Regions from separate parts of the Mus musculus genome. Here region 2 is linked to region 1. Evidence: chromatin loops called from intact Hi-C (ENCODE). Cell type or tissue: left cerebral cortex. All regions are shown on one strand. Links, peaks and the distances in the headings refer to the core of each region. The heading gives the core; the rest is flanking DNA. Region 1 holds the start of Ankrd46 (ankyrin repeat domain 46). Region 2 overlaps Pabpc1 (poly(A) binding protein, cytoplasmic 1).

Region 1 (7,352 bases), core at 2,907-5,406:
ACTTAGTACAGCCAGGGATGTTACTTTTAATATGTAAACAGACATATGGTCTCAGCTGTTACAGGCAGCGTAGCTCCAGCACATAACACGTTGCTGTTCGTGTCTGTTCCCACTCTCTACTCCATTCAAGCAGGGTTGCGATGCCACAAAGTCTTACCTGCCTCTGTTCCATAACAGAGTTCTTCATTTCTTGTATAGCAAACATCCCAACATTGTTCGTACAACCACCTTGTCATCTGCCACTTTTATGTCTGCCACAGGGCTCATCCAGTGAGCGGGTGACACAGCCGGTCCCTGCACTCCCTTCCCTCAACGATTCCACAGTTTCTCCCCGTGTCCTTCAATGACTGAGCATAAAGGTTCCATGGCTCAGTGCTCAGTTCCTTAGTCTCCTGCCTTTAACCATACCTACTATGGTTTGGATACAAAGTGTCCCCCAAAGGCTCAGGTACTGGAGGCCTGGTTCCCAGCGGCTGGGGTTACTTGGAGAGACTGTGACATTTTCAGCTGTGGGTCCACCTGGAGGAAGTGACCACTGCAAGCATGTGACTCTCTCTCTCTCTCTGCTTCTTGTCACCATGAGGTGAACAGCCCTGCCACCTGTCCCCAGCCCCGTGGTGTTCTGCTTCACAGTAGCTCTAGAAGCAGCAGAACAAGGACTATACACTACAATCTCTAAGTTACGAGGAAAATACATCTTTCCTCTCCTCAACTGGCCAATGCCCCATCTTCCTGATAACTTCCTCTGTCTTGAATCCTAGTCTCTCCTGATGTATCTGAGCAGGCATCTCAACTATGACTAAACCCAACTTCTGCTTCGTGTGCCACCTACCCCCACATGTGCTTTCAGTAGTCAGCACATCGTTTTCTCGAACATGACTGCTCTTACTACACAGAGCCCTTATTCATGGCTTTACTTTTGTTGCTTTCAACAACCCACAGTCAATCATAGTCCGGGACATAGATGGGAAACTGCAGAAAGAATTCATCAGTTCTCCGGCCTTCCAGCTCTGTCCCAGCCTGGGCATGTATCACTCTCTGTGTAGCAGGCCCTGTGTTTACCACGGGCATTTAGCCACCATCCAGACTATCAGATCAGCTGCCACAGCACTGGCAACGCAATGCTTCTGGCTCCTGTGGAAATGCCTCTACCATTCACCTCGCTTCATCTCACCATGCAGACATCTTGTCACCTCAAACCCCTTAAGGAGATGGACATACAATATATATTCTTAAATAGGCAGAGACCAATTCATGTAACTTTTATTATAGCATAATGCTATTTATTGTCCTATTTTGTTACTGTTAATAACCTCTTACAGGTAATTTTATCATGTACATGTATATAAAGGAAAAACAGCACTCTATATAGAGGACCTGGTACTATCCAAGGTTCCAGGTGTTCATGGAGGTCTTGGATTATATCCGCGGGAATAATGAAGGGCTATGGTGCTTCCGTCTCTCTGACTCCGTCTTTGGTCTCACAGTCAGCCTGAACACGTTAAGTCAGCCCTGCTGCTCTGCTGATCCGAGCACTCCGACCACCTCCTCCTGCCTGCGGAGACGTCCGTCTTTACTTGCATCCACCAGGCTTCTAGCTTCACTCCTCCCTGACACGCTCTGCTCAAACCCAGAGGCTCCTTGTGAGTCCTCCAGCAGGCTGGTGTTCTCTAGGTTTCTGTGTTTGCTGTGCCCTCGTTTGTTGACCCTTGCCCCTGCCTGCACCATCACTATCACTTCAGAGCATTCTCTCGGACATGATTTCCTACTGTAAAGCTGTCTAAGCTCCTCTCCCAGCACGGCCTACCCCTGCCCTGCTTTGCTCTTCTTAGTCATTGTTACCATCTAGCTGGATTTATTTCCACTTTTAAGCAGATCACTTTATTATCCCCATCTTCCTGCAGGGGACATTAACTCCATTAGATCAAGGACTTAGGTTACCCCTGGTTCTTAGAATTGCCCCACCATGAAAATCAGGCTGTGGGTCAGCTGTATGAACCCTGGCAACGCAACTCTTTATGGGGTGGGAGGGGCAGTATGAGCCAGGGTTTCTCTGTGTAACAGCTCTGGCTGTCCTCTATGTAGACCAGGCTAGCCTCTAAGTTTCAGAGATCTGCCTGCCTCTACCTCCCTCGTACTAGGATTAAAGGCTTGTGCTGACACATCTCATGCAGCTCTGGACAACACAACTCTTAAATCCTAATGAATTAAATCCTAGTGTATGAAATCCTAACACATTAAATCCTAATACAGCTAAGCAAATTGGGACTCGGTGGTGGTTAGCTTTGGTTGTCAGAAGGAGAAAGCCCCGGGAAGGGAGTGTCAGAGGAAGTGTCTAGGTTAGGTTGGCCTATGGACACGCCTACGGGGGATTTGTGACCTGCAAAGCTGCAATCCGACTAGCTGCCTCAAGTCCCTGTCACCATCACTTCTCCATGGTGACAGACTGGAGTCCTCTGTCTTTGTCTCCGCAATAGTAAAGGAACTTAGTTAGACTCTAACGCCCCAGTCTCTGGGACTGGGAAATCACATCCCCAGTCTCACAGTGCAAACCCTTGATCCTGCAGTCACTAGCTCAGTTTGCTTACAGGTTGTGCTGTGTATCCTTCGTTCCTCACCACGTAGCAGTTCTCTCCCACGTCTCTCTGGTATCCTGTGAGACACTAGCTTCTTGTAGGAGTCGGGGAATCTTTCTGCTTGGCAGAATGCTATGTGTGCAAGGTACACTCACTAGAACTGCTGTGAAAATACAACTAACCAACACACAGCTAATGTGGATAGACAATCACAGACGCACTCCTCCATCAAATCAACCTATGCTGAAACAGTAAGAATCCAGGACATTTAACTTTATTATCACTACAAGGCTTAAAGAACAAATGCATTTCTCATTAAACTCCCTTGAAACTAAAAGGACAGTGGCACAGGCTCTTGCATACTCCATAAGCATAAGTCTAAGAGAAACCAGTTCAGGCTACGAATTCTATCAATAAACAAAAATCTTAAGGAACACTACTACCTTTGCAAGGTAAAGGGATGCTGGCGTGAAGTCTTGGGCGTCTCCGGTCCCACTTAGTCTGCCAACTGTCTGGGCTTGGACAGGTTGACTTAAGACTCTGTGCCTCAGCTTCTTTATCTGCAAATCAGAGATGGTACTTGTCAGGGTTGTTGCAAAGATTTTAAAAAGGACCATTAGGCACAATATCTGACATGAAGATAGCCAGCTGTTACTGTAACATGAAAAATCACCACACCACTGATGGCACCTTGGGAAGCGCCTAAGTACTAATGCCACGTTCTGAAGAGTGGGCAGTGTTATTTACTCTTCAATAACACACACTTATTACATTCCGCAGCCAATTCTAGAGTCTGTGGAACGCTGTTAAAATAAATGTCTTCTCCCTAAGACGGTTGTTGGGAAATCCGGAGAGGAAGCAACTGCGTTTTAACGACGCGTGTCAAGTGTGAAAGTTCATGATCACCTGAGGCCTAAGCGCAAAGTGTGCAAATCTTTTCTCTCCGCGGATACCCTGGGCAGTGTGACAGTCCGGACAGATCACACGCACCTCCACAGCGCCCACGCACGCCCGGGCTTCGGTCTCCTCGTGAACCGCTAAGGTGTTGACAATTCCTAGCTATGCTTTGAATCCCTGCCTGGGAAGGACGCCGCCATCGGGCTGGGGCGTGGGCTGCCTGAGACCCGCGAATACCCGCGGGCATCATCCGCGCAAGCTCCCAGGCCTGACCCGGGCCCTCCTGCCAGCATCGCCCGCGCGGAAGCCGCTCGGACCCGCGCCGGGCTCCACGGCCCTCAGAGGAGCTGTCACCGGCTCCCGCCCAGCTGCTGCCCACGGCCCCGGCCCTGGTACCTGCGCCCGCGGCAGCAGTGATGGCAGCAGCTCCTCCTCTCCAGCGGCGACAGGCGGGGCGCGGACGACCACAGAGGTGGAGCTCGCGAGGGCAGAGCGGCCTCGCACCCCGCGGCGGCGCGCCCCCTGCAGGCGGGAGGCTCTCATGGCGGTTCGGCCTCTAGCCAGCATCGCGCACATTCACCCCTTTTAAAAAACATACATCCCATTCCCTCAACTAAGTAGAAATTTAAAAGGCAGAAACAAATATATTAAGTGCCACGCGCATTAATTTATTAGTTTAGGGCTGCAGGGGAGGTGTTTAAAATCTGAATCCACAAGTTAGCAAATAATGGCTGACAAGTCTACTCTAAGCTATAATCCTGCCGAGTTATTATTCAGAGTGAATGCTTACACCCACTTATAAGGGTTCCTTGACTTATCATGACATGTGAAAATGATGATACACCCATATATGGAACATTCTTTCACAGAGCTTCTCTCTCTCTCTCTATCTCTCTCTCTCTCTCTCAACTCCAGTCATATAGCCAAGGTGACTTCTTTTAAACACTGTTCTACAAATTCTAGTATCATCCAACCCACCAGATGACCCTGTAGGGTGTTGTCTGTTCAAGAATTACATCTAAGTCGTCCTCCCGCCCCCAGCCCCCGGCAATGTCAAATAGATGTATAGGAGTATTGCCTGGCTTAAGGAAACCTCATATTCCTTTCATTTAAGGATTATAAGAAGGCTGGAGAGATAGCTCAGTTGGTAAAGGACCTGCATTGCAAGCATAAGGTCCTGAAGTCACCCCAGAACCCACATAAAAAGCCAAGCATGCTGGCATGTGGTAATCCAAGTTCTGGCTAGTAGGAGATAGCTGGGTCTCAGTGGTCCCCCTGACCAGTCTGCCAGCCTGGGCTATTCATGGGCTTTAATGAGAGTCCTCTCAAAAAAAAATCAAGATGATTGGCTCTTAAGGTATGTCACCTGAGGCTGACCTCTGGTCTCCATGTGCAAGTGCATGTTAAGTGTTTGCACACTCATGTTTGTGAATGCATGGGCCTGTGCACATATACACACACAGGCCACACACCAGGGCAGGGTGAGCTCAGCCATCCCCAGGGCTGCCAATCATCTTTAGCTATTTAACATTTACTTGTGCAGTGACTGACTATAAATATTCTGTAAATTGGGGATACATTAATCAATTTGTCAGTGGCTAAGTCCATAATATCTTCATATATGCCCATGCACTGTGCCAAATCATTGGGTAATTTAAATGATAATTCTATTCTTACAATTTATTCTTCCCCGGTTGGTGTATCAAACAACTTGAGAGTTTATTGATTGTATTCTAATTTATCTTTTCTTCTTCACGAATTATGGCTTCTGATCAATGGGGAAAATGTAAGGACTGTGAAGGCAGCTTTTTTTCTTCCTCTGAGGAGATTAAGGAAATGGACTGTGAGTTGCCTGTGCTCTCTGAATCCTTGTCCCCATGTCTGCGGACTTGACACAGTGAAGACTGAACATCTTCATAGATGATACTTTTATATCCCAGCAATATCTTGATACTTAATGGGAGTGACCATAAATCAAAGATTATATTTAGTCATTTTACATGCCAGGAAGGCGCACAGTGTTATCACCCTGCTAAAATCCAAGTGCTACATTGCTTTTCGAGGCTCTTCAGAAACTCCCTACCTTACTCAGCTTCTAAAGCCACCTCTGTCCCCCTGCTGTGGCCATTCCTCCATTCGATGCCTTTTCTCTTCCCTGGATTTCGCCTCCATGCCAGAATCTTCTCAGACTTTCTCTCACATCTTATCACACTCCTGTGCTTTGTGGGAGACTCTTAGATGCTCTAGAATGATCTCCTCATCTCAGGACCCTCGTTTGGATGATCACTCTCGAAAAGTCCCCTTTCCCTGGAGTGACACTATCTACATGGCGTCTAGAGTCACCCAGGAGGTGCCCTGGGTGGGCCTGGAGAGCATTATCTTGGTTACATTAACTGAACTAGGAAGACCCATCCTTTTCGGGCAACACCATTCCCTGGCTGTGACCTTGGCCTGTGTCCACAGAGAAGGGAACTGAGCAGAAGCAGGCACCCGTTGCTGTCCACTTCCTGACTGTGGATGCACTCTGACCAGCTGTCTCAAGCGTTTATGGCCACAGCTTCTCTGAAGAGATGGACTGTGCCCTGAACTATGAGCCAAAACTAAGCTTTTCATTCCACAAGCTTTCTTTGTCACCTTTCTTTATCACAGAAACAGAGAAAGAAACTAAGACACTACGCAGAGCTGCATGTGTGTAGGTTCTGGAGACTGTGGGGAAGCGGACATTTAAAGGCTGCCATCTGTGTCTGATCTTAGACTTTAATCAGGAAAACGTCCCTCTGTGTATTCGTCACCACAGATACATTTGGTTGCAAGTTCCAACTGGGATAAGATAATGGAATAAAGGAGCCTTTTCCATTGAGGAAAAGACAGCAGTGATGTGTTTGGATAAATGTTTATTCTGAGACTCCATATTTATTCTTCGGAGTTAGAGGGCACCACGTGTATGGCTCCTGTGGTGATAGCGAAGGATCGATCTGTGTTACAGAGTCCCACGTTTACCCTTGAATTCTCAGCACCTCCACAAGAGGATGGGCACGTGGGCTGCATTGGGGATTATTTGCTTAGTGGGTCTCCACCGAGTGGCACAGTGGAATCACCCCAGGAACTTTAAAATCACCTGCGCCCAGTCAAGACCGATTCAAAGTTGTACAAGAGCGGAGTGTGGGCGGCTGTGTTTCTGCTGCTCCAGGAATCCGAATGTGTAACAGGGCTGGGTGGAGAAGGCCGAGTTAGATCCAAGCAAGGCGAGGACAGAAGATTGCTCAGAGCAGGAAATGAAAGTCTAGGTTGTGCTGATTAAGCCTTCCTACATGGTCTCAGAAAATGCAGAAGACTTTTAAAAATACAAATGGGGACCCTAGTCTGAAGAATACAATCCTCTAGTCAGAACCAGTTCTCTGTGCAGAAAGAGATGTGTTCAGAATGCTGAAGTGTTTTTTAAAAAACACTCAGGACTTGTAAAGAAAGAGGTCCCTCCTAATGCAGGGTTAACAGTGCATGCCTTTAATCCCAGCTCTCAGGAGGCAAAGGCTGAAGGGCCTCTGTGAGTTTGATGCCAGCCTGGTCTACAGAGTTGTATGACAGCCAAGGCTACATGAAGAGACCCTGCAGTCGTGTTCCAGGTCTTTTTTTGTTTGTTTCTTGTAGTACTATATATTGACCAGGAGAGGGCGATATGCTCCTGAAAAGCGTGGCTCCCACAAGTCTCAGGTCTGGTAACTAACAGTGAAATAGGTGCAAAGGTCCCTGGGTTCTCAGACAGAACCACAGACTGAGCTGACCGAACGCCATACTATAGCATGTATTCATTGGCACTAGGCTGGATCAATCTCCATCCCCTAACAGTCTGAAACACTTAAACCCATATAAATATATGTG
Region 2 (7,352 bases), core at 1,745-4,244, 95 kb after region 1:
GCTATCTCTAACATGCATTGTAAATAAGTGACCCATACCCAGTACAGAAGTCTTAGATGTGGTAGTGTGTCTAAGATGCCTATTAGTCCAGTGCCTCTCAGCCTTCCCACGGCTCCGACCTTTTAATACAGTTCTTTATATTGTCATGACCCTACCCATTCAATTACTTTGCTATGTGATAACTGTAATTTTGCTACTGCTACCAATCATGATGTATATAACTCTCTGTGACCCCTGTGAAAGGGTGGTCCCACCCAAAGAGCCACTATGCAAAGGTTGAGAGAGACCCCTGCTATAATCCAAACACTCGGAAAGCTGGGGCAACAAGTTCTGAGGCTGGCCTAGACTACACAGTGAGTTCAAGGTCAGCCTAGGTAGGCTACACTGTGAGACCCTGTCTCAAAAGAGAAGTCTTCACAATTAAGGAAGGGTGGAAGGCAGGTCCAGTGGTTTAAAGGGAAGGGTGCTTGCCACCAAAGCCCTCGTTCAATCCATGAAAGTTGTCCTGATAGATAGATGTGTACACTCATCCTGACACCACCCACACAGACAGAAACACACATCCCACATGCACAATGTCTAAAATATGTATAAGATAGATATAGTGTCAGGTTCTAGGGCTAGGATGAACTTAGGTATAAATTATAAACCTTGAAGTTAAAACTCATGAGTGGGGCTCACAGGATACAAGAGCGCCTTACAGACAATGTCTGAGAAAGTGAGAACATCCGAGATCTATCCAACATGATAGATTGTAAACTGAGTTTAAAAGTATTAATAGTGGGGTTTCCCTGGTAATCTATCAGCAGCTGTGGAGATAACCTTCCTTACCATATCAAGAGCTATGAAACAGAAAGTCACCATGCGCAGATAGGCGACTCAACCAAGAAGCAAGTGCTGGTGCTGTTAGGAGGAAGAAGCTTGGAAGGACAGGGAGTTTGAGAATCTCTACAAACTGCTGGTCAGGAGAAAGAGTTTAGTGAATGACTGCTGAGGCGAGCGAGGGGTGAGGGTGCAGCCATGTGCAGACTGAGAGCCCTTTGCCTGGAGCTAATGTTAAGGACATGACAATGAACTCAAGTTGAAGAACATTTATAAAATAATCTCAATTACAGAAAAGAAAGCAACAATAAACAAACAACAAACAAAAATCTGAGGAGCAGTAAGAAAGACAACTTAATTCCAGAGTTGCCCTAGACTGGCAAAGAGAAGGTGTGAGGTCATGGAAGGACTGACTGATTAGCTGCGTATCTCCCCAAATGGTGCAGCCTGTGTAAGATAACTCAGGAAGAACTCCTTCTCCCAAGGAAACAGATACGAGTGGGTAAAGGGAAGCAGCATCCATCAGACTGAGTTAGTGGTATCTGGAATCCCAGGGGTCCAGGAGACCGAAGTTACTGCCCAACTCAGCCAGACCGCATCAATACACAGACAAGCAGACAGGCAGACAGACAGCATGGTGGTCCCTGGTTTAATCTTCGTTCCATAAAGAAAGATGGGTGGGGATGCACAAGCAGCAAAGGGTTCAGCCTAGTCTGTGAGGATCCCCAGCACTCTCCTACACCGAGCTGTGCCTACAGTGAGCAGCACCTGCTGCAAATGCAGACGCTCGCCTCCGCCTGGGTGCTTGCTGGGGTGGGTCTGCCTGCATCCGCCTGTGTCTGCCTTCCAGAGGCTAAAGCCTCCCTCATCTAGAACCCCAGCATTCAGGCCAGATCTCATTGCAAAGCTCTGGCTTGTCTCTGCTGTCATCATAGGCCTCTTCTTGCAATGGCAAATCTCCTTCCTAACCATTGACAGGAGGTGAAAAGCAAAGTTATCAATATGAAACTTTCCAAAAAATTAAAAAAAAACAAAAACAAACCTAAACTAAAATTTAGGGCTGGAGAGATGGTTCAGAGGTTAAGAGCCATCTGTTTTTACAGAGCAGCTAGGTTTGATTCCTGGCACCCACAGGGTAGCTTGCAACTCCAGTTCCAAGGACTCTTGATGCTTCTGGCCTCCAGAGAGGTACCAAGAATGAAGTGGTGCAGATGTGCACATAGGTAAAGCATTCACAGTTAAAATAGAAAGCTAATTTTCAAAGGAGAAATTTAAGTGTAGGTTTAAGTTCACAAATAGGACACACTTTACGACATTTAACTTTATAATCCATTAAGAATCTACATTTTAGCCTGATTTTTCAGACACTCTGAAATAACTTTTCTCTTTGGAAATCATATGAAAACACTAATTGTCCTTCAGTGATGTGTTCCACTGTCCCAGGAGAACTGGGCCTTGTTCCAGTGCAATACATCAAATCGCAGCAATGTTCACTGTAGCCTAACACCCAACACTGTTGTACGGATTCCTGCCTACACACAAGCTTATCTTTATAGCCAAGAACTAAAACCACAAGTTTATACACACAAGACAATGGATAAACTTTCATATATTCACATGTTGTCTCAAGGTAGCCAACAGTACTGCTATATATGATGTAGATAAACAGATATACTAGCCCACAGAAACCAAGCACAGGAACTTGTAAGTTCATTTAAAGTTTAAGAACTACCATACACACACAAATGAATTCCATCAGCAATCATAAACATCTATTAATGTGTTCTATCAATGGACATGTTTATGTAATATACAAATCCCTTGACTACAGAAGGAATGCTAATTTGAGGTTAATACTCCACGCTACCTAAGTTTTCCTGGACTATTGTCAGCTTGTATGTTTTCCTACCCTTTTAGAGGGTACAAACTTGCCCAAACGTGCACACACAACCTACAGCAGGTAAGCCACATCAACAACACAGCACTTGAAACCAGGCATAGTCACAGCCACATCTGAAAGGTATCCAAGGGGCAGGAGTGAGAAGGTGGCAGTGCAGATAGGTTCTAGTTGCATCAGAGTAAACATAAAGGCCTGGTTTGACTGTGCAGGCTTATTCCATGGTCTCCTCCACTAGCCTAGAAGAACCAGACAGTGCACTGCTGGACTTGGCTTCCATCAGAGTTGGAACACGTTCATTAACCTGTTCTAAATTGAGGCTCGCCATAAGTGCATAGCCTGGACCCTCACTTTATCTCAAGAGTAAGAAATTCAAAGTACATAGTATCTCACAGGAGGTTGACCTAAGCTGGAGCAAAAGGAGTAATGGCACGTTGCATCCTGGGAACAAAGCACATTAACCTCACTTTTACCTGTGTGAGCACATGCAGAAATGGAAAGTCTAGTTTCCAGTTGGCCCTTACACAGTTCCACTTCAGCATATCAGTTGTCTTCACTGCTATCCAGCTCAAAATCTATCGTGAAGCTATGCAAGTTTAAAGTCATAATCAAAAAAGTAAATTAGACAAAAATGATAGCTTCTGGATATACTGTCAACACCCTTGGTGTTTCCAAGTCACCCTCAATTCTCAATAAGCAAAAACTGTTCCAAGGGGAAACTGGTTAAGTTTAAGACATCTTTAATGTTATCAACATAGAACTCCTAGCCAACAGCACTGCAACACTATGTTGCAAGTCTCCTGTCCAAACTTACATTACGCCCATTTCTCTGAAGGGCATGTCATTCTTCCTACTGCTTGTTAAAATGACTTGTCTTGGGAGCTGGAGAAGGGGCTTGGTGGCTAAGAGCAGTTACTGCTCGTGCAGAGGCCACCCATTATTCATGGTGGCTCACAACTTTCAGTTGATTTGAGGCCCTCATCTAGGTTCCCTGGGCATCAACCAGGCACACAGATGGTATAAACTCAGCACATAAGATGAAAGCAAACAAACATGTCTGCATCGTAACTGGTACTCACTTTAAAAGGACAAAACATGGAGGTTGGAGAGATCAACAACTCATTACAACAGCCATGTGTAATGGGATCTGATGCCCTCTTTGGTGACTGAAGACAGCTACAGTGTACTCACAGTGTACTCGTACTTATGGCCCTAAACAAATCCTCTAACATGTATAACTCAAGCAGTAAACCGTAAATCTCACCTGTAAGAATACTGTTAGGTGCCGGGGCCTAGCAAACACAGAAGTGGATGATCACAGTCAGCTATTGGATGGGTCACACGGCCCCCAATGGAGGAGCTAGAGAAAGCACCCAAGGAGCTAAAGGGATCTGCAACCCTATAGATGGAACATTATGAACTAACCAGTACCCCTGAGCTCTTGACTCTAGCTGCATATGTATGAAAAGATGGCCTAGTCGGCCATCACTGCAAAGAGAGGCCCATTGGACTTGCAAACTTTATATGCCCCAGTACAAGGGAACCCCAGGGTCAAAAAGGGGGAGTGGATGGGTAGGGGATTGTGGGGGTGGGTATGGGGGACTTTTGGGATAGCATTGGAAATGTAAGCGAGGAAAATACCTAATTAAAAAAAAGAATGCTGTTAGGTAGCCGGGCAGTGGTGGCGCACGACTTTAATCCCAGCACTTGAGAGGCAGAGGTAGGCGGATTTCTGAGTTGGCTACACAGAGAAACCCTGTCTTGAAAAACAAAAAATCAAAAATATACTGTTAACTCAAGTCCTTGCCACAAGCTACTGTAAGTCAGTTTCAATTTCCACTTGAAAAGCCCAGCAGTGATATCACACACCTTTAAAACCAGCACCCAGGTGAGAAGCAGGTGGGTCTGGTTTACAGAGCTAGACCCTGACTCGAAAAGCCAAGTCAACTCTGCAAATAAACTCTTTACATATCTGTAACAATTTCTGTAGGACATAGATTTTGCAGACTTACTGCTTCTGCCCATCATCTATTAACAAAGCTGTTTAAAACAAATGTGCTGTATTTTCCTATTCCTTGAGAAATTAATTCCAATCACAGAACAAAAAAAGCCAGTCTAGGCATACCCTATGTCCCTGAATGTCACAAAAACAGCTTTTCAAATTAGAACCTGCTTCAAAACATCAAAACCTAAAACTTTACTAAATTTAAGATGCTTATTATTTCTCTGCCTTCCCAAGGAATCTTCAAAAGCCAAATCTGGTGATATTCTGTGATCCCAACACTTAAAAAGATGGGTGTCAGGGTGACCAGAAATTCCAGGCCAAATAGGGCAATATGGAATCCCTGTTTCAATCAACTGAAGGACACAGACCAAAAGCAAACCAGGATTCCCGGTCTAGTCAGGCCAAAAGTGATTCCAGGGAGAAGCCATAAGATGAGGTGCCATTTTATATGCATGTATTTGACCCCAATTTTAGCAGTCCTAAAATGATATGCAGCTAGTGGGGCCAGAACTGGCTATATGATAGTATATGCCCATAATCCCAGCATTCAGCAAAACTGCCAAATTTGAAGCCAGCCTCATTTAGATGGCAATAGGTCAGCCATCTAAATAATTACAGGCACTTTTTTTTTTGAGACAGGGTTTCTCTGTGTAGCCCTGGCTGTCCTGGAACTCACTTTGTAGACCAGGCTGTCCTCAGAAATCCGCCTTGCCTCCAAAGTGCTGGGATTAAAGGCATGCGCAACCATGCCCCGCTACAGTGGGACTTTTAATCCCACCAGGTTGGAGGTAGAGGAAGGGCAATCTCAATTCTAGGCTATCAGGGCTACATATTTAGACCATACCTCAAAAAATAAAGCTGTATTTCCAAAGTACAAGTTGCTTGGGTACAAGCTTATGTCAAGGTCATAAACCAATCCCAACTTGTCCATCTTTACTTTCCAAGTGGTCTGGGTGAGGCACAGACGGTACTTAACTACCTCAAAGCTGGTAGGGTTAAAAGTAGCACAGGGTAGTCATGGTGCCTACTATGCCATTTTTCCCAATACATTGGGTAGCTACTGTGACTCACATCTTACCAAAAAAAAAAAAAAAAAAAAAAAAAAACCAGGTGAATTTATTTTGTAGCACAGAAACCATACTAATGGTAAGTTGGTATGTTAAAAACAAGCTAACTATACACAGAAGAGCTCAATAAATTAATGTGGGTAGCTGAGAACACACTAGAATTGTGAAAACGATGAGACATACATAACGAACCCAAAACTTGAGTGGCTAAGGCTAGCCAGCAACAGAGAGATTGTCTAAATCCACACCACCCCCAAACTGCGTATGCTTCACAGAATTGGTAGCTGCTTTCAGCTCTGTACTATTAAGTCAGCAACTACCGCTACATCTGCCAATTGCCCAGAGAATCAAAGTAAATAAAAGCATAACCATCTACTGTTTAAGGAATTTTTATTAAAGCAAGAATTTTATAATCCAAATTACGTTTCCTTGCTCAGTCATCAGTTCTGCTCCTTAAAACAGAGCTGATGTCCCAAGCTATTCCACAGTAAAGAATTACAAAATTAAAGAAAGGAATGCTTTAAATTTTTGTACTTTGCTGAAAATTCTTTTCCCAGGGTCTATAAAACATTAATTTGTTTTTATATTTTACTATTTTTTTGTATTTTTTTGTTGTTTTAAATCAAGTAATCTAGGACTAGCACTGTTTGCTAGACCTGGCATTTGCTCGGTACATAAGGTTCAAAGTTTCCTTTCCTTTTTTTATTTATTTTATATTTTGCAATGTTTTTTTTCATAATATTTAAATTTTTCGATGTTTAAGATATTTTTCTTCGGTGAAGCACGAGTTTCTGTTCGTGGTCCCTGATCAATCTGTAAATGTTAAAAAAAGACATAATTAAAGCCCCTGCCTGAATTCAGTGGGTCAGTCTGCTGCCTGTTTGTACTGGCACAGCCACACCCACTCCTTTAATACTCACAGCTATCACATCACATACAACATGGCCCACAAAAAACAGGATTCTAGTATCTTTTTACTACTGACCTTACTATATATACTCAACCAAGCACTAACAGTTTCCTGGTAGTGGGACAGAGAGAGGTCCAAGAAACTGCTTAAAGCCATCACCCAATTTTTTAAAAAGTACCGATTATGAAAGCCAACTTCCGTTACAGGGCATTGCATACAATTTACTATGCAAAATCTGTTTCCAAGTATTGACTTAAAATTGCTGATCAGTATTTAAGGTGAAAAAGATTTCGTTATGTATATACCCCTCTGGAAAGCTGACCTAATGTCCTTATGTCTGGAACAAGCGGGCGAGGGAGAACTCACTTAGACAGTTGGAACACCAGTGGCACTGTTCACTGCTTTCTGGGCAGCCTCTTTCGCTTGGTGGGCTTGTAGTACAGCTACAGCTTCATCAACCTGGAAAACATAATGGTTCAAGGAAATTAATTCTCACCCAAACACTTTAAAATGAGCCCTAAGTAGCAGCATTCATGAATCCGGCTGCAGGAGCTGAACAAACTGATCTGAGCAAGCTTTGCAATCTACTAGCAGTAAGCTTTGAGCAAGTTACCCAAAATAGAGAAAACAAGCACTACAGGTTTATCACAG

Evidence for each region. Hi-C counts contacts between places; a loop is a spot of excess contacts. Peaks named below come from ENCODE experiments on the same cell type or tissue, not always from the same donor. Only the 100,000 strongest peaks of a DNase experiment are listed, where the experiment ranks them.
Region 2: a loop joins it to region 1, with 2.8 times the contacts of the local background. A loop is called at or near these places in 1 of 42 quality-filtered maps.

The regions. Positions count from the first base shown.
Region 1 is chr15:36,492,858-36,500,209 of GRCm38, forward strand. It overlaps Ankrd46 (ankyrin repeat domain 46), which reads right to left and starts at 3,934. Exons shown (of 5, transcript NM_175134.4): 1 at 3,870-3,934; 2 at 3,020-3,136. In left cerebral cortex, for the core only: a CTCF peak has its summit at 3,995 (motif pointing left); a DNase peak (open chromatin) is centred at 3,939; H3K4me3 peaks cover 1,416 bases; H3K27ac peaks cover 1,187 bases.
Region 2 is chr15:36,589,496-36,596,847 of GRCm38, forward strand. Pabpc1 (poly(A) binding protein, cytoplasmic 1) reads right to left here. Exons shown (of 15, transcript NM_008774.3): 14 at 7,068-7,160; 15 at 6,163-6,604. The coding sequence ends at 7,068. Among named protein-coding and RNA genes, the nearest start is that of Pabpc1, 16 kb to the right of the region's middle. In left cerebral cortex, for the core only: no CTCF peak of the experiment used is centred there; no DNase peak of the experiment used is centred there.